Regions from separate parts of the Homo sapiens genome. Here region 2 is linked to region 1. Evidence: chromatin contacts called from ENCODE Hi-C or POLR2A ChIA-PET data. All regions are on one chromosome and are shown on one strand. The core of a region is the stretch at or near the end of the contact, and the rest is flanking DNA. Distances in the headings are between cores, read along the strand shown.

Region 1 (4,669 bases), core at 1,095-3,594:
AAATGAGACTCTGTCTCAGAAAAAGAAAAAAAAAAAAAAAAGATTGTTTCTCTCTCTCTAGGAGTTTACATTTTATTTGGGGGCAGGAGGGAAACCAACAACCAAAAATAGAGGACTGATTTGATTTAGTGCTAGCAGGAAATAAAAAGAACATAAGGTAGAAATACACAGGTGAGAATTACTTGGAGTGATCGGAGAAGGCCTCTTGGAGGTGGTGATGTTTATAACCAGCCAAGGGAACAGTTAGGGGTTCTAGGCTGAGAGAAGAACAATGTTCTTTAGGCAGGTTGTTGTTTTCTAGGAATAGACAGAAGGCTACTGTGACTGGAGTGTGGTGAGGCGAGGTTGTGAATGGTGAGAAAACATTGAGAATGTGAGCAGGAGCCAGATGCACGCCTTTGTGGGGTACGGTAAGAAGTTTGAAATGTATTCTAAGAGCAATGGGAAGCCAAGCAATAGTTTGGGGTACAGGCTTGATGTTGGTTCATTTGGAACCATACAAACCAATCTCTTCCCCCATATCACAACCCTTTAAATATTTGAAGAGGGCTGACCGGGCGCGGTGGCTCAGGCTTGTAATCACAGCATTTTGGGAGGCCGAGGCGGGTGGATGACGAGGTCAGGAGTTCGAGACCAGCCTGGCCAATACAGTGAAACCCCATCTCTAATAAAAATACAAAAATTACCTGGGTGTGGTGGCAGGCGCCTATAATTCCAGCTTTCATTCCACACACTTTGAAAGTGGGGAGTTTTTCAAATGTAAACCAAGTATGTATATTTTTATTTTTTCAATAAAACAATAAAGATGGGTCTCGCCAGCCTGGTCTCAAACTCCTGAACTCAAATGGTCCGCCCACCTCGGCCTCCCAAAGTGCTGGGATTACAGGCGTGAGCCACTGCGCCCGGCCGGTCTGTGTGTATGTGTGTGTGTGTGTGTGTGTGTGTGTATATTTTTTTTTGAATTGAAACGGAGTTTTGGTTTTGTTGCCCAGGCTGGAGTGCAGTGGCATGATCCCGGCTCACTGCAACCTCTGCCTCCTGGGTTCAAGCGATTCTCCTGCCTCAGCCTCCCAAGTAGCTGGGATTACAGGCGCCCACCACCATGCTCGGCTAATTTTTGTATTTCTTATGGAGACAGGTTTTCACAGTGTTGGCCAGGCTAGTCTGGAACTCCTGACCTCAGGTGATCCATCCGCCTCGGCCTCCTAAAGTGCTGGGATTACAGGCATGAGCCACCTCGCCTGGCCGGCCTGTGTATTTTTAAAGGAAATAACCTAAGAGTTGTTTTTCCAGATTTTCAAAGAGGTCCTGTAAAGATTAAGAACCACTGAACCTTTCTCGTTTATGTGATCCTGGTTACTGTTCTCAGGAATAGCAGGACACAATGTCAGCTTTAACCCAGGCTAGTTCCTCTAAACTGCCTTCTTATCGGTGAAATGAAAATAATAGGGTTGCTATGGGGATTAAATGAGATGATACTCAAAAAAATGATAATTAATGATAAATCATAAGGTGTCTGCCACAAAGTGCCCCTATTATAAACAAACAGTGGCCTGGAGGGACAGTTTATAAATACTGCTCCTTTAGCATTCCACTAACATTGACTGAGTGCCTGTTCTACACTGTGTAGAGGCCCTGGTGAAAAAGATCTGCCTTCCAGTTTATTATCTAGTCGAAAGAACCGCAAAAGATAACAAAACACAATAGACTGAACGCCCTGAGAGGGGCATAAGTGCAGTGCTCTAGGAGCTGTAAAAGAGGTCTCGATATCCACTGGAGGAAAGTGCTTACTGGAGTTCATTTCTGGAGTGGGTTTAAAAGATGAACAGAGGGAATCTAAAACATTCACACAAAATCAATACTACACGTACACATTTTATTATTTTGTGGAAAGACCACTTAGAAACACCGCAATCACTTCTACTACTCAGCAGATACTGAGCAGTAGGTTTCGTGACAGAGCACCTGTCTTTTGTCCAGTCTGTTTACTATACATTGCGTGCTCTGGGCAGTCCTTATCTTCGTGTTCAGGAACAAAGTACACACACCCCTTTCCGAAACGAAGGGCCCAGGGACTCCGAGAAGGGTGGGAGCCCTCACGGCCAGGCCACACAATGGGGAGCCTCTTTACCCTAGTCATCACCCACCCTTGCAGGCCCCACTTTGCCAGGGTGCGACTTCTCGGGCCCCTTCGCCCCTCCCCTGCAGCCCCCAGGAGCGCAGCCACAGCCCGGCCGGGCGCCCTCCCTGTCTCTCTCTCTCTTTCTCTCTCGAGCTTTCCTCCTCCTTCACCGGGAGCCGGAAAACCCGGAGCGAACCAGCCCAGCACGGCAGCGCATGCTCAGTAGCGAGCAGGTTCAGTTCGCTAGTAGGAAGCTCCAGCGCTACACCGGCGGCGGCGGTGGCGGCGGCGGCCGCGGCGGCACCTCAGGGCAGCCAGATTCCCCAACAACGACCTCCGGTCCTTCCCCTTCCCCGCGAGACCTCCGCCCCAGCTCCGCCCCGCCCGGGGCTCTTGCGTTTCGGAGTCCCAACTACGCGGAGCGGGCGCCGCGGCCGGAGCGTCCCTCCACACGTCCTCCCCCAGCCGCCAGCTCCGCCGCGGGGCCAGACCGGGCCCGGGAGTGCAGCCCCGGCGGGCGGGCGGCGGCCGCGGCAGAGGGCAGCCCGGGGCGGCGCCGGCGGGCCGGGGAGGGGCGGGGGGCCTGGCCCCGGGGCGGTGGTGCGGGATGCCGCCGCCTCCGGGCCGCGTCCGTTCTCCACGGCTGGTACCTGTGTCGGGTGGGTGGCCAGGCGCGGGCCTCGCCCCCCAGCCCCCTCGCCAGGGCTAGCCCGGCTGCGCGGCGCCCGGAGGGGGCCGGGCCGTCCGGTGGGGCCGCGGCCCTGTTCCGCGCTGCGAGCTCGCCCTCTCGCGGCTCCCTGGCCCGGCCGCCGCCGCCCCTCTCCCCGCCCAGAGGCGCCCCGGGGGCACCATGCAGGCGCAGCAGCTGCCCTACGAGTTTTTCAGCGAAGAGAACGCGCCCAAGTGGCGGGGACTACTGGTGCCTGCGCTGAAAAAGGTGAGGAGCACGCGGGACCCCGCTTCCCGGCCGCAGCCCCCCAGCGCGGGCGCTGGGGAAGGGCTGGGGAGGCGGGGCGCGCGCAGGGCCGTCTTTCTTCCCGGTCTCGCCGCGTCTCCAAAAGGACGGCGCACACGGAGAGGCCCCCCTCATACGGCTGGCTCTCGGTGTTGACATCCACCGGGTGTGTGGGAATGCCGCAGGGAGCCGGGGGGAGTTTATCCGGATAATCCAACCCCTGAGAGGTGAATGCTTTGCCCTTTGATTCCAGGACAACAACAGTTGGAGGAGCCTCAGTTTTCAGCGGAGGTCAAAGCAGGCCACTTTTCCGTCTTCTTGGTCTTAGCCCGGAGCTGCTGTCAGCCTACCGTTTTAGGTGTCCAGTACGCTGGTTTTAGTGGCTTGAGAATGCCCTGGCCGTAAGGCTTGCTCAAAGGAATTGCGAGCTCGCCTGCCAGTAGGAACGTGGCCTGCTCTGCTCGCCGTCAGTATTCACTCCTCATTCTCCTGGTTTCCCCCGCTCCTCCGATTAACAGGGGCTGGTGCACATGCTACCAATTTCAGGGGGGTTTTGTTTTGTTTTTGCAGCGTTCGAGATTCTTGGTGCTGTCATTTGGCTTGTTAAGAATTTTTAGCCTTTGTATGTTTAAGTTTGCTACATTGTTACCTGAAGTTACATACCCCCGATCTGTGCTTTTAAATGTTTTAGTATAATTAGGAAGTGTTCTTACGTTTTTAAAGCTTCTAAAGCAGCAGTGTGACAACCAGACTATTTTTGTTTTCTTTTCTTCATTTACCTTTTCTGTAAAGATTGCTTTACTCTTCTAATAGTGTTTCTAAATCCCAGTTTCTTGCTGCTCAAAGAATGTTTCATGCTAACTGCTTCTACTAAGAATGGAGATTATGTTTTACCTTTTATGCTAAACATTAAAAGGTGTCTGATATTTCTCAAAGGCCAGTAACTTTTACTTTCCCTTTTGCCCTGTTCTCCTCCGGTCCCTCTTGCTGTCTTACAGTGGAAACTATTTGGTTTTTCAGGAGAATTTGCTCATATATTTCTGGCTTAAATTACGGACATTTTCCCCTTCAAGTGTCTGACTAGTCACAAACATCTATGTAATTTTTTTTAAAAAACAGAAGAAAAGATGCCATATATCTTACATACTTTACTCCTTAGAAATCCCTTCAGGCTCTCACTCCTTACTTTTGCTTTACTTGCAAGTTTGACTTCTTAGCTTGTAATGGAAGGGGTGTAGGAGGTCTCTGTGATGCTAGAAGCTGGTGTCCGGATAGAGTAAGGGGAGACACGGAAATTGTTTAAAAACGTGTAAAGGAACTCATAAAGCATTGCCAAATAGGGGCCATTTTGCTTAGAGGCAAAAGCAGCTCCTTTCCCAGGGGAATCACCAAGGTATCAGCTGAGGATCCTTTGAAGCAGTGGAAAGAATATTGTAGGAGTTGACAGACGTTGTTTAATTCTGCCACACTGGTGGCCCTTGCTGAAATCTGTCCACAAAAGCATTTTGTTTGGCTGGCATAGTGTTGTTTTATTTTTAAATGTAATTAGTTGCTAATATTTGAAAATGGGAGATATTACATAAAACCTGAAT
Region 2 (4,669 bases), core at 1,577-4,076, 600 kb before region 1:
TGTTCAAGAGAGTCAGGAGATTTGAAGTGTAATTTTGCCATCTGAATGCCACAATCATTTAATATTGTCAGTTTTCATTAAGTTTCTTCAGTGAGAAACTGCCTGCTCGAGATGAAACAAATGACAGCAATTACTCCAGGGCCCTTCCTTACCCACCCCCAACCCTTACACATTATTTCTACCATTTTTTGGTCACCCTGCTAGCTGCCTTTTTGTGACTCTTGCCCTTGGTATCCTACACTTTGTGAGATTGACTTCACCTTGGAAGAATGGGCACATTAACCATATATTTTGCCAGATAGACCTAAACGCCCAGTACTGGCCTCTGGGTATTAACATGGAAACCAAGGACAATTCATTCACTGGGCCAAAGGTATTTTGCCTGTTTTTCTGTAAGCCAGATTTTATCACTCTTATGTTTGAAATCCTCCAATGACTTTCCATCTTACTCAGAATGAAACCCGAAGTCTTGGGTTTTATTGGAAAGGTGTTCAAAGGGTGCTGGATAGCCTGGTTTCCCTCTTACTTCATCTCAACACTCTCACTTTCATTCTACCTTTTGCTGACCCTGCCACATGCAAAGCTTGTTCCCATCCCAGGCCTCTGCACCTGCTATCTACCCTTCCTGGACATTCCTCAGGACACCTGCATTGCTCAGGCTCTCTGTGCAAATGTTTTCTTATCAGAGAGGCCAACGCCAGCTTCCCTAAACTGGCCATCCCCTCACCTTTAGCACTCTATTCTCCTAGCCACCTCATTTTTCGTTCATAGCACATATCACCACCACCTACTGCACAAGCCCTGTTTTATTACTGTCTGTCTCTCTGAGACAGACACAAAGGAAAAAAGAACAAATTATCTTTCCCTGAAGGAAGATTTTTTACTTTTTTCCTTTGTCACCTTACAATGGCAGCTTTTTGAAGGCAGCAGCTTTGATTTATTCACTATGTATTCCCTGCACTTAAATCAGTCTCTGGCACATACTAGGTGCTCTATAGAGATGTGACAAATCAAAGAACACATGAATGAGCAAGTGAACACAACTGGTCATTCATTTGACCACATGTGTCTTTGTTCCACAGTATTGAGATGTCCCTATTTTTGCCGAGGCCCTAGAACCATTTTGCCACGGTGGACCTGCTCCTAAAGTGACACAAAGAGTTTGAGTCTACAATCGTATGTTAGGCCTGAGAACAATAAAAGAAAAGTAACCTTGAGAAATAGAGGCTGTGAGGCAGCAAGTCGGCTTCACAGACCAGGGATCACCATCTTAGTGATGCGTCATTCATTTATTCCCTCATTCCTTCAACACACATTTACTGGCATTTCCTCCACACCCACTGACATCCCAAACAAGTTACTTTTCATGGTCATCTGCCAACCAAGTGAACACAGCCATAAAAGTCCAGAATGCTGAACCAAGTTTCCCCCGCATTGACCAAATCCATGCATTCCATTGTCAAAAGGAAACAAGAACAAATTGTCTTTCCCTGAAGGAAGATTTTTTTCTTCCTTTGTGATATTGGAATGTATGGAATCGTGCAACACAGAACCAGCTCCTCAATCGTTACTAGGTAAAAGCTTGACATTTTCTGACACCTTTCTTGATTATGTAGGCGTATCGCAGACCCACAGGCTAATTGCTTTAAAGAATAATGAAATTGTACTGAATTTCCTCTTAACTCATTGTATTCTTACTCATCTGGCTCCTCAAAGGAACTGGTTTTGTAGGGGTGTTTGGGATAGGGTTCTGAGGGCCACTCACCCGTCCCACCCCGCATGGCTCTACATGGCTGTCCCTCTAGCTCACCCTCGGTCTTTCCTCATCTTCATTTCACTTCTCTTGAAAACCATTCCCCTACTCCTGTGAACACTCTTTAAACTGTTACTTTATTTGGAGAATTCTTTGTTTAAGAACTGGTTCATCCCTTGAGTCAATACTGTATTAATCACATGCGTCATCTCCCCCAGATTACCTTTCACAGTTGGTTTAATTTCAATTCCCAAGTCCAGTTTATTTGAGAAACATGTTGGCATGATAGCGATTTACCATCGTCACCACAGAGTCCTGTAAAGTAGAGGCTGCTCGACATGTTTGCAGGAATATAGATACTTGGACATGCTGACCTCAAAATCTACCTCGCTTTTTTGCTGGGGAGGTGAACCTTCTGCCAGAGACTGGCTGAGAGATCTTGGGTTAATGCTCTGAGTCTCTGTTCCTCTGCTGTCAAAGAGAGATGACCATTATAGTTTCCATATGCCTCCGAGGCTGTCTTGAGGTTTGTTTTGGTTTGGTTATGGGGTGTTTTCTAAGTCACTGCACAGCGACCAGTCTCTCAAAGGGAAAATACGAAATGAAGTACTGTACTTTCCTTGAGATATAATAAAAAAATTTGGAAGGTTTCCTTGTTTTGACTCCACATCAGATGGTTTTATTTTATTGTTAGTGTAACTTAATATGTTATGTTTTTTAAATTAGTTCACATTCAACTTGGATAAAGGAAATAAAAGTTTGTAGAGGTGTTCAAAGTGATTTTCAGGCTTCTTAAATGTGTGGTTATTACCAGCATTCTTGCAGGGCCACACATCAAGACAGTCAGGGAGAAAGGACGGAAATTCATGAGTCTTTGAGTTGCTATCCTACCTCTAACCGTAAGGCTAGATAGCCTCTTTTTTTTTTTTGAAATAATTACTTTCATCTAATAATTTAAAAAATGCCGTCAGGGATGCTGTCACAGGACAAAGTAAGGAGGACATACCCACTTAAATAGAGATCTTTGAGCAGCCCTAGTAACACGGGAATTTCTCATAATGTTCTGTGGGGGAAGTGCCAAGAAGGTAATTAAAATTGCTGTCATACCTTTAGGCTACTGCAAGCTACAGGGTCTCTTGAAGGTCAGTCACGTAAGGAGAGATTCTGTGCTTACAAAAATAGGTCTGGCATTCTTTACAGAATTACAAAGTGCAGTGTGTGCTCTGGCTTAGAAATATAGAAGCTTGCTTAAAAACTATAGAGCAGTAACTTCCAAAGGGACCCTTGGAAAATGCAGGGGAATGTGAACCTATCTAGATGTATAACATGTTGACAGTAGGCTCAGATAGGGTTAGAAATGCACTATGGAAATGCTGCTGGGTCTTGGGTAGTTGACGTGGATGCTGTGCAGGAAGGTGGAAGGATTTTGGAGTGAGCAAGCTGGAAACCAAATCTTGGCTAGTATCTTAGGGAAGGTTACTCAACCTCTGTGAGCCTTGGCTTCTCTACCCATAAAGTAGGGGCAAATAGTAACAAGATATGGTTTATAAAGGACACAGCCTGACACAGTCACTGAGGAGGTACTGAGGCAGTCCCTCACCCAGGGACTCAGTCTCATTAATGCCAAGAAACAGCACTGGAGAAGCTTTTGAGAATCCGAGCTTTCTCTGCCACTTCTTATTTATGTTTAGTACTTACAAGAATGAAGGAGACCTAAAAGTTAACAATAATATGGCTCCACTGCCATCCTCTTAGAATTAATTAAGTGCTTTATTTATTTACTTATATATCTATTTATTTTTTGAGCAACCAACAGAGTCCAGAACTAACAAATGGCAAATCAGGGCTTAGAGGAGAAATGAGAAAACTTCAACAATTTATTCAGGTCTTTAAGTTCATTTTAAACTCTTGTGATTAACAGATTTAAGCAATATGATAAGTGCAATGTGTTTTACCTGTGGGGAATGAATTTGAAGCCCACTGAAGCCACAGCTGAGTGAAGTTCAGTTCAGGCGTGGCTAGGTTTCTAAAGCAAGTATTTATGTGTTCATCACAATCAACCTAACAGGCAAAGCTATGAGGATGGAAATAAAAGGTGTTTTATGATTAAAGAATGAAATGCCCTGAACTGTGATTGCGTTCTGGGAGCAAGTCAAGGGAGCCCAGGCCCTTTGTGTAGGATCCAGCGGAGCCTCCGTGCACCCTTGCTATAGCAAGGTTTCCATGCCCTTTCCAGAATCCCCAGAGGATGCCACTTCACAGTTAGCCAGATATTGAGGGAATTTACCTCTAAGGTCCTGATTTAGAACACTTGCTGATGAACTTGAGGGTACAGTTCATCCATCCTCACACCCACACTCAAGGCAGTGGCCTGGTCAGACTCTGGGCCAACCAGGATAAGCACTTCACTGGGACAATGGTCTGTTCATTAGGAACATCAGCCCTAAGATGTGGGAGTTTATTCTCAGAATTTCTTAGTGAGCTCCAAAAAAGGGAAATGCTTACCTGAAGCAGACCAATAGTCTATCTGCTGTGATTTAAACTGGGGTTGGCCAGTATGTGACATCTGCCTTTCCCATTCATTCACAAACACTACATCTTTCCCCTTTGTGCCTGGACTGAAATCTTCCCAGCCACCACTAATTGATCAAGTTCACACTTAAACTGAATACTATCTTCAGGTCTTAGATGCACAACTTCTGGAAAACAACTGGAAATCAGAGAGGAATCGGCTGGCAGCTGGGTCAGTTAGCAAGAAGGAGCATTTGGGCCATTGATATTTTCTCAACTACAGTTTTCAATTCCAGTCTCCATTAAATAAACGCTATCCTGTATAACGCTGAGTTAACCATAAAACTTAGCAGTTTTTTCTTTTTCCCCTTTTCCCCAAATTATTGTATCTCCTTTTTGATACAA

What was found. A loop is a pair of places that touch in the nucleus more often than their neighbours do. ChIA-PET counts read pairs that join two places held with the same protein, here RNA polymerase II (POLR2A). Pooled maps may share reads with other maps.
Region 2: a map of heart right ventricle shows a loop between it and region 1 (3-fold over the local background). The contact joins the enhancer-like site here to the promoter of SOS1 in region 1. A Hi-C loop is called at or near these places in 2 of 168 maps with a recorded cell type or tissue (chondrocyte and heart right ventricle), 2 of 37 single-sample maps with no recorded cell type and 9 of 50 pooled maps. POLR2A ChIA-PET finds 5 or more read pairs at or near these places in 2 of 52 experiments (OCI-LY7 and activated CD4-positive, alpha-beta T cell).

What each region holds. Positions count from the first base shown.
Region 1 is chr2:39,118,726-39,123,394 of GRCh38, reverse strand. It overlaps SOS1 (SOS Ras/Rac guanine nucleotide exchange factor 1), which reads left to right and starts at 2,344. Exons shown (of 23, transcript NM_005633.4): 1 at 2,344-3,059. The coding sequence starts at 2,973. RefSeq lists a silencer at 2,475-3,194 and an enhancer at 3,395-3,474.
Region 2 is chr2:39,722,295-39,726,963 of GRCh38, reverse strand. It overlaps a transcript of TMEM178A not described here. Among named protein-coding and RNA genes, the nearest start is that of THUMPD2, 55 kb to the left of the region's middle. Within about 2 kb of position 2,826, at least 3 of the 41 ENCODE cell types and tissues checked have a DNase peak (open chromatin) inside an H3K27ac peak, as active enhancers do.